Regions from separate parts of the Homo sapiens genome. Here region 1 is linked to region 2. A link is a loop called in an ENCODE intact Hi-C map of the cell type or tissue named here. Cell type or tissue: OCI-LY7. All regions are shown on one strand. Each heading gives the region's core, and the rest is flanking DNA. Links, peaks and the distances in the headings are about the cores only.

Region 1 (4,412 bases), core at 159-4,158, 280 kb before region 2:
GCTTGTCTTCTTCCGCTGGTGTGTTCCTCTTGACGTCCAGCTGCTTGTGTGTGTGCCTGCTAGGGTCTCCGGGTTTTTTATTGGCACAGGATGGGGGTGTGGCAGGCCAGGGTGGTCTTGGGAAATGCAACATTTGGGCAGGAAAACAGAAATGCCTGTTGGCACCTAAGTCCACGGGCACAGGCCCTGGCCAGAGCCCTAACCAGGAACCACAACCTCCTCTACCCAACACTTCCCTGAATCCTTTCCATATCAATATGTATATGTGTGTGTGTGTGTGTGTGTGTCTATATATATATATATATATATATATATATATATATATGGAGAAAAAGAATATATATACATACTCCTTTTCTCTCCTTTTTCTGTTCAGTGGAATTTGCATGTGGTGGAAGGAACTAAAATAGTGTCAGAGCCAAGAGAAAAGTTCCCCTTTGCCTGCTGAAGGTTCACTGAAAAATCAACTCACAGAATGACATACAAGTTTATTTAACATGTACACACAGGAGTCTTTAGAAGGAAAAGCCAAAGATACAGGGGAAATCGTCTATTTTATGCTTAGATTCAACAAACTATGGACAGCTGTGTAGACATATCACTGGACAAAAAGGGTGTGATCCAATTCTAATAGACTGAGTTGGGAAGCCCAGCGAGGCCTGTGTGTCCAGATTCTTCTTGGCCCCTCTGAGCATGCATTTCTTTCTTCTGGGTGTGGGCCAGGACCCTCTCTAGAATGGGGGTCTTATGACCTACAGCCAAATAAGGTGAGTTAGGTCATTTCCTTGTAGTTTTTACACAGAAAGTTATAGAAGAACTTACACCAGTATTACTCGGTTTTATGGCTGGTTTGGGGGGAAACGCGGTTCTGGTTTCAGTGATCTGCCTTGGGGAAGAAGGATTCTAGGTTTTATGGGTAGCCTTTGGGGAGAATGGGACTGAGAGACTGGAGGGCAGGAGAATGTCAGAGAAAAACTTTGGTTTTTGAGGCTGCTTCTGAGGGCTTCATTTTAAGATATTGTTTTGGGGTATTTTTTGGGTATTGTTTTCCGAAGTCCCATCATTAGTCATTTTAAACCACCAAATGGGGAGCTGCATATTAAAGATGACAGAACAATACGACAGAATAAGCCTAGGTTCCACAGGGGAGAAAAGATTCCTTTTCTTACCCATCACAAGTTTCATAGCTGAGATCCCCCATAACCAAAGGCAGATGGACAAGAGTAAAACATTCAGATTTACTTGATATAACTTTTATGTGACATGGGAGGCTTTAGTATAAAGATCTGTGTAAGAGAGGAAAACTTTTTATGAACACGTGCAGAAGTCAGAGTGGAGGGCTTGAAAAGGGGTATAGTCTAATGGTAATACACGGCGGGGGTGGGCGAGGAACTTAGCAATGTCTGTTCAGATTCTTCTTGGTGTCTCTGTGTGGCATTCCTTCCCTCTGGGTACAGGGCAGGACACTTGTCATGTGAGAGTCTTCAGGGAAGAAGAGAGAGAAAGGCCAGAGAGTGACTTTCATAGGTTTTATAACCTGCTTCAGGAGAGAATGGTGAGAGAAGGCTGGAAAGACCTTTCTGCTTCTGTTTTTTTTTTTTTTTAAATGCCAAGGTGGGATATTGTGGGTAGCATACCCTGAACAATTTCAGAAGTGTGCAACTGTATATCACAACTGTGTAGGGCCCCAAAACATTTTCCTCCCCTATCTGAATGAAGATTCTATAATCGAGTCTGCTGAAATGAACTGACAATAGACAAAGCTGGGGTAAAGGCATACAAATGTATTGTGTGCATAAACACGAGAGTCACACAAAATATGAGGTTCAAAGAGGGGACCAGGTGGCAGAAACTTAAGTAGAAAGAAACGGGGGCCTCTGAGAGGGAGGGGAGGTGGTGACACATACCATGGAAGGATAAGGAGAGAAACAATGGTGAGCAAAGGCTGTCTTATTACGCAGATCAAGTTTCTCAGGTAACAGCCCTTAGAAAAGTAGCTGAAAGAAGAAGTGAAAAGTCTGTCCTGGCGTGTTGTCCTGGGCCTGGCGACTTTTAGTTTCCTTTCCTGCAATACAAATTAATCTTCCCTGGTCAATAAGATTTCAGACAGGAGATTGAAGGCAATCGTGTTTCTTTTGGAAGAATTTCCCTCAGTCAGATAAGGAAATTTCAGGGACAGCTCCTCCCTGCACTTGGTAGGAGAAACTAGGGAGGGTCAGAGAGTCCTTGATTCCAAAGCAGCTTTGAAAGCTCTCATTTCCTTTAGTTCTTCGTGCTGAGCGTGCCAAAGCACCAAACGTTGGGGTATCATTTTCTGAGCCCAACACCTGGCCTGCTTACCTCTGGACTGCTGTGTGAGTGAGAAACAAACCTTCCGATTGTGTATGTGCTCTTATACTGGTCTTTATCACCTTGACTGGAAATCTCTTTGCATGGCACCCTGCCCTGGTTTCTGGTAGTGAGGTAGGTAATTATGTCTATCATTTCTTGTGGAATCTGGACAACATCACCACCTCCTCTCACTCCTGAAATGATTTCAAAGCTAAGACAATGTCACTTTACCAGCGATTGGTTTCTCCTCTCCCTTCCTGATTTTTGCATACTACTATAGTATGATCAAGAGGTAGTGCTTTTATTCATTATTCATTGATGAAACACACATTATTTAGAATTTGCTACTATCCAGGCTTCACTAAGTACCAAGTTAATTCAGGATTCCTTAAATAATTTATCATTTAACAGAGGGAGATGGAAGTATTAAAAAGTAAGCACACTAAAGCCAAAGAGAGGCACGTCCAGGTGACAGTGAGAACGTAGAGGAAGGGTGTTGACTCAACATAGCTCATACTGCTCTTATATACTTTTAAAGGAATTCATATCATTTTAATATCCCATTTCTATGATGCTTCCATCACATAAGCTGATTTTTGCCCTCTCTTTGTTGTGAGGAATAGATAAAGGGCAATTGGTTAATAAGTTTGAGATCATCGTTCATAAAGTCCTAAGCACTGGTCATATTGAGAAGTGATCTTAACAAGTTCTACAACTCAACTTAAATGCTTACGTACTAACATGCAGAATTATTTCCTGTCTGAACTCCTACAACAGATGCTTTTCTTGCTACAAAGTTTGCTATAAATTATATGGTAAGATAGGGCACAGACCCCCCCTGCCCATTGCAGTGCAAAGTGCTGGACAAGCAATACGATCAATAATCACTTGTTGAGTTTGGCAGGGAGGGAATGAAGAAGGGAAGGAAAGATGATAGGAAGGAAAGAAGGATATAGGAAGGAAAGAAGGAAGGGAGGGAGGGAGGAAGGAAGGAAGGAAGGGAGGCAGGCAGGCAGGCAGGAAGGAATCATGGCATAGCCTATGTTACTTTCTAGATCACAAGAAACCAAAAACAAATTGATTCTTAGTATGTCTGATGCATTGTTACAATTGTTATTATTGAAGCAAAAATAGAAAAACAGGTAGCTGTATCATCATTCAAGTTACTGTTAGGAGACCTAAGTTAGACTCCTAGCTTAGCGATTTACTAGCTAGGTGGTCCTTGGCATAATAATTAACCTCAGTGAATCTCAAATTCCACATCTGTTGTTTGGGCATCATCCCTGTCATGCAATGTTTTTGTGAAAATGAAATGGAGTGTCTATGGAACTTCTTAGCAAAGATCCAAGTTCATAGTAAATACTCAATAAATGTTAATGGCATATGCATTTTAATAATACACTTTTTATTTGCAATATATTAACTATGTTGAAAAGTACATATTTCAAATAATAAATATCCATTTACCAATCTCTCAAGATTTATTGGATGTTAAAGATATACACAAACTCCTTTGTAGGAGGTAGGCATTCTGCATCATTTTTTAGTCTTTGAAATCATTTTTCCATTACAATTTCCCCATATGTTATCCCAATATATTTTTGCTCTTCAAAAATTCTTTATTGATTCACCAATGTATATAATAAAATAATTTATTTTGAAATTTGAAATGAAAATAATTTGACATTAAAATTATTATTTATTTATTGTGGCCATAAAGGTCTATGTGTTTTGTAGCTTTTCCTGGATTAGATTCTGAAGTCAAAAGTTAATATATAATTGATAAGAGCTTAAACATTAAAATGTTGTTAATAGATATTAAATGCAAAATGTAAATTTTGCTGGAAATCCTTGTATTGTTGAGATAGGCAGGGCTGGATTATCTAGTTATGTAGGAGCTTTTGCAGATATTTCTATTTTGAACTGTACCTTTGTTAAATACACCAGAAGTTTTTCCTCTTTAAAGCAATTCATCATAGTTGTATTAGGGATGAGGGCATCTTCTTCTTTTGAGAAATAAAGGACTAGTGATTGTGAAACAGGATGTGAAGAAGCAGATCCTATTGTCACTTTCTCAGTTT
Region 2 (4,412 bases), core at 320-4,319:
GTTCTTTGACTTTGTTAATGGAATTCTTTTTATGTCTATTTTCATTTGTGACATCTGGGTTTCCTCTCACTTTGGTGGGCCTACTCTTTCCCAAAAGAGCTATGCCAGAGCTCCTAAATTGTTCTAATGTATATATTTTTTAAAATTATTTTAAATATATGTGAAAAGTTATAAAATATACTTGCATATTACTATTTATTATTGGCATACTATTTTATATATATTTGTACACGTTATAATTATTTATATATGAGACAGTTAACCTATACATTAAAATTTTCTGTAAGAATTTTTTGTATGTGGTATGTGCTTTGTTTTCTTATAAGTTTCTAAACACTTATACTGGCTGTAAAATGAAGTACCATTTTGCTAACTAATTAAATTATAACTTCTCAAATATTCAATCATATTTTCTTTTGGATCAGTTTTGAAGTAATTATTCTAATCAATATGACTATACCTATGCTTTTGCCATACCATTTCTATTACAATAGCTTTAATGTAAGTTTGGTACTTGCTAAGGCAAATTTCCCTCCAGTATTCCTTTTTTTTTTCTTTTGGCCACAATCAAATTTTATTTTTCCATGAACTTTTATATCAATATATCCAGTTTTAAAATAACTTTGTATTCTAATTTGATTTATAATATACTTATCTTGTAAATATGGAAGGATTTACATTTTTGTAAATTATAATCTTATTAAAACACATCGTTGCTCCTCTATTTGTTCAGATTTTAGATTATATATTTCCATCAATGATTGTTGTTTTCTTCATCAGATTTTTCTCCATTTTTTATTTTAACTGGACAACAGTGGAAATACTATTATACTGAAGTCTTTATCAGTCTCTAATTTTAATGGTTCATCTTTTCTTTGTGTGTGTGTGTTTTTCTGTATGTATTGTTTTGTTTTAGTCAAATTATTTTGATGATTCTAGTTATAAAAATATATCATCTGTTAAGAGAAAAATTTCTTGTCCAATGATCATGTAGATTTATATACATATTTCATTCTTGACTTATTGTATTAACTAGCATTTTCAAACCATATAAAATTATGTTTTGCTCCTAATTTTAATGGAAATGATATTACATTTAATTCTTTAGAATGATTTTTCCTGTTTGTTTGAATAGTATTATGTCCACTATATTCCTTAGAATTTTTTAATAAAAAATGCCTGAATTGTACCAAATGTACTTTTAATACATTGCTATATTAATTTGTATTTTTCTTTTAAATATATTTATTTGATATATCATATGCAGTTATTATTTCGGTATTTGAATAATGTGGCTCGATTTCACTTATACTATACAGTCATTTTGTAATATGGGATTTAAATTCTAATTTTAAATTTAAAATTGTACATTATCATTACAGTGATCAGCGCAGCTTTTTAAATCTTTTTTATCTTGATAAATTTGGATATTAAAGTTTCACTTGTTTCTAAAAATAAAATGGGGGCTTTCAATCTTTTGTGATCTATAAAATTCTTTCACAGCACTGGATTACCTGTTATTTAAAGATGATATAAAAATTATCTATAAAGATATCTAAGGTAATTTATTTTTAAATGGCAAAATATTTCATTCATACCACTAATTTTTTGTAGTTTATGTCTGTTTAACTTCTCTACTTTTTTAGGATCAATTTTGATAATTTGTACGTTGGTAAGTAATCATTCCTTTTTTTTCCAAATTTTCCAATTTGTTGCCCTAGTTTTGCACACAATATTTGCACATAAGTATTTTAAACCTAAAAATATAATATGTCTCCTTTCCGATTTGTCATAATATGTAGTTTTGTTTTCTCTTTTGTTTCTTTAATTAAAATTTCATCAGTTTTGTGAGCCTTTTTAAAAAATCAAATCACAGGGTTTTAAAAAATCATATCTATAAATTATTTTTGTTTTCCATATTTCAATAACTCATGTTTTTATAGGTTGCTATCCTTTGATTTTCAAGAACTGTAGACAATAGCTAAATTTTGCAAGGATGGTAAATTAGTAATGACCAAAATTTATTCACAAATATTGTAGCTTCTCCTAATTCAAATATATATACCAGTAAATTTTAGTCTAGTTGCTATGATTATGTATTCATTATTTTATATTTATTGTGCCTTTATTGTTACTTTTAGTTATTTTTCAGTTATACGTGTGTTAACCTCTTTGTTTTCATATATGGACAGTAATATATAAATTGGGTTGATTTTCCAGATTCTAGACATTTATATCCTCCCCTCTTCTTGCAATTACTTATTTGTGAATTAAAACTGCTCTCAATTAGCAGGAATAATATATAGTACATAAATAAACAATATTGTCTAAATCTTTCTTCTCTGTTTTGAATTATTTCCTTGAACTATATCACAGATATGGTTGTAACAGACAAATAGATCTTCAGGTGTTCCCCATAAACTCCACTTTCTATTTTTCACAGCCTTGTTCAGTTTCCTCCCTTTACATGTAGTGCCGAAACTAGCCCAGTTGTACCATAGAAGTGCTGTCTACTGTTTTTCGGATAAACATAGAAACTGACTCTCCTGGTCTTAAAGCTTGAAACTTAAATTTGTCTCATCTGAGTTCCTTCCCCAGGAAACCGGCCTTCAGGCCTCCCAGGTGGTATTAGGGAACTGAAACTCACCAGATCGCTGCATCCAGACAATGAGATACCAGGCTCCTCACTCATCATGACTACCTAAGCAACCACTGGCTTCCTGCTGACCAGCTCCTCTTCCTTACCCCTCCCTAATTCCTGTGTTCCTACACATAGTTAACTTCTCCCCTGCTATATGAACCCCTAAACTTAGCCAGTTGACGAGACAGATTTGAGACTGATCTGTTCTCCTTAACCAAAGCACCTGAAGAAAGCTTTCTTCCCCAGCAATACTCATTGTCTCAGTGATTGGCTTTCTGTGCAGTGAGCAGCAGGACCTAGACTGAAACCCTGGCATTTAGGCAGCAGTGGTGGCCTGTGACTTTAAACAGCAGAATATGGCAAAAGTGATGGAATGTATGTGATTACGTGTATATGATTACGTTTACATAAAATTGTAGTGCCTGTCTTACCAGAGTATCTCCCTGCTGGCTTTGAGGGAGCAAGTGGCTATGTTGGGAAGCCCTGTGTGGCAAGGGATAGTGGATGGTATCTGGGAAGTGAGGGTGGTCTCCACAGCCGACAACCAACAAGAAACAAATGCCCCCAGTGTTACTACTGCAAAAAACTGAAGTCTACAAACAACTCAAATGAAGGTGGAAGTGAATCATTTCCGTTCGAACCTGTGATATGACTTCATTCCTGGCTGACACCTTGATTGCAGCCTGTGCATCCCTTAGAGAATCTAGCTAAGTCATGCCCAGACTCCTGACCTACAAAACGTGATACAAGAAATATGTGTCATTATAAGCTGCTAAGTATTTAGAAGTACTGTCATGTATCAATAAAAATACAGGAGTATTATCAGGTCATATGGTAGCATCTCTCCAATACAGTAAGACATTTTAAAACTTATCTCCAGAAAGATTGTCAGCATTAGGTAAAATAAAAATGTTGGAGCTATCAAAATGTATCTATTTCAATCGCGCCTTTTCATGTTAAGTAATCATTTCAAATTTTAATTTTTAAAATAAAATTTTATTTTAAAATTTAATTTGCATATATGTACATAAATATATATTTGCATATATATATGCAGTCTTTCCTTAGTATCTGTGGGGAATTGGTTCTAGAATTCCCTGCAGATACAAAAACATCCATGAATGTTTAAGTCAATTATATTAAATGGTGTAGTATTGACATATAACCTATGTACATCCTCCTGTATACTTTAAATCATCTCCAGATTACTTATAATACTTAATATAATGTAAATGCTGTGTAAATCATTGTTATATTGTATTAAGGAAAAATAACAAGGAAACAGTTTGTACATGATTAGTTCAGACATATATATCCATTTAAAAACATTTTTTGATATGCAATTTTTTGAATTCACCCATGCAGAAACCATGGATACAGAGGGTACATGTATATATATTCAAACATGTAGTTGCTCATTAATGAGGCTAAAAAATTGTCAAGGTTTTATTTGCTATTTGTTTTATCACTGGTGTGAACTGTCAGCTCCCTTCCTTTGTCTCCTGGCTAAGTTTGAGAATTAAATTAATAGAATTTTTAAAAGCAGTTCTGAAATATTTTGGAGTGCAAATGTTTGTCACAGTAGTCAAAAATTTTTCCTTCACTTTATTTAGGCAATTTCTATATTATGAAAATATCTTCTTTGCTTTTAATTGCCTCTCTGGATATCCCCATCAAATATGGAAATCAAATATTTAATGTAAAATGGCATTTTTTGAGCACCCATTATATGCCAGACAGTTTGTGCATGACACATGGTCCTTGAGTGGTG

The links. A loop is a pair of places that touch in the nucleus more often than their neighbours do. Peaks named below come from ENCODE experiments on the same cell type or tissue, not always from the same donor. Only the 100,000 strongest peaks of a DNase experiment are listed, where the experiment ranks them.
Region 1: a loop joins it to region 2, with 6 times the contacts of the local background. A loop is called at or near these places in 1 of 110 quality-filtered maps.

What each region holds. Positions count from the first base shown.
Region 1 is chr4:18,696,367-18,700,778 of GRCh38, forward strand. All of the region lies in intron 2 of LOC105374510 (a long non-coding RNA gene), which reads left to right. Among named protein-coding and RNA genes, the nearest start is that of LCORL, 680 kb to the left of the region's middle. RefSeq lists an enhancer at 2,127-2,206. In OCI-LY7, for the core only: no CTCF peak of the experiment used is centred there; a DNase peak (open chromatin) is centred at 1,965; H3K4me3 peaks cover 621 bases; H3K27ac peaks cover 523 bases.
Region 2 is chr4:18,978,089-18,982,500 of GRCh38, forward strand. The region is part of intron 3 of LOC107986263 (a long non-coding RNA gene); the gene reads right to left. Among named protein-coding and RNA genes, the nearest start is that of LINC02438, 480 kb to the right of the region's middle. RefSeq lists an enhancer at 2,769-2,818. In OCI-LY7, for the core only: no CTCF peak of the experiment used is centred there; DNase peaks (open chromatin) are centred at 2,603 and 3,303; H3K4me3 peaks cover 1,744 bases; H3K27ac peaks cover 3,541 bases.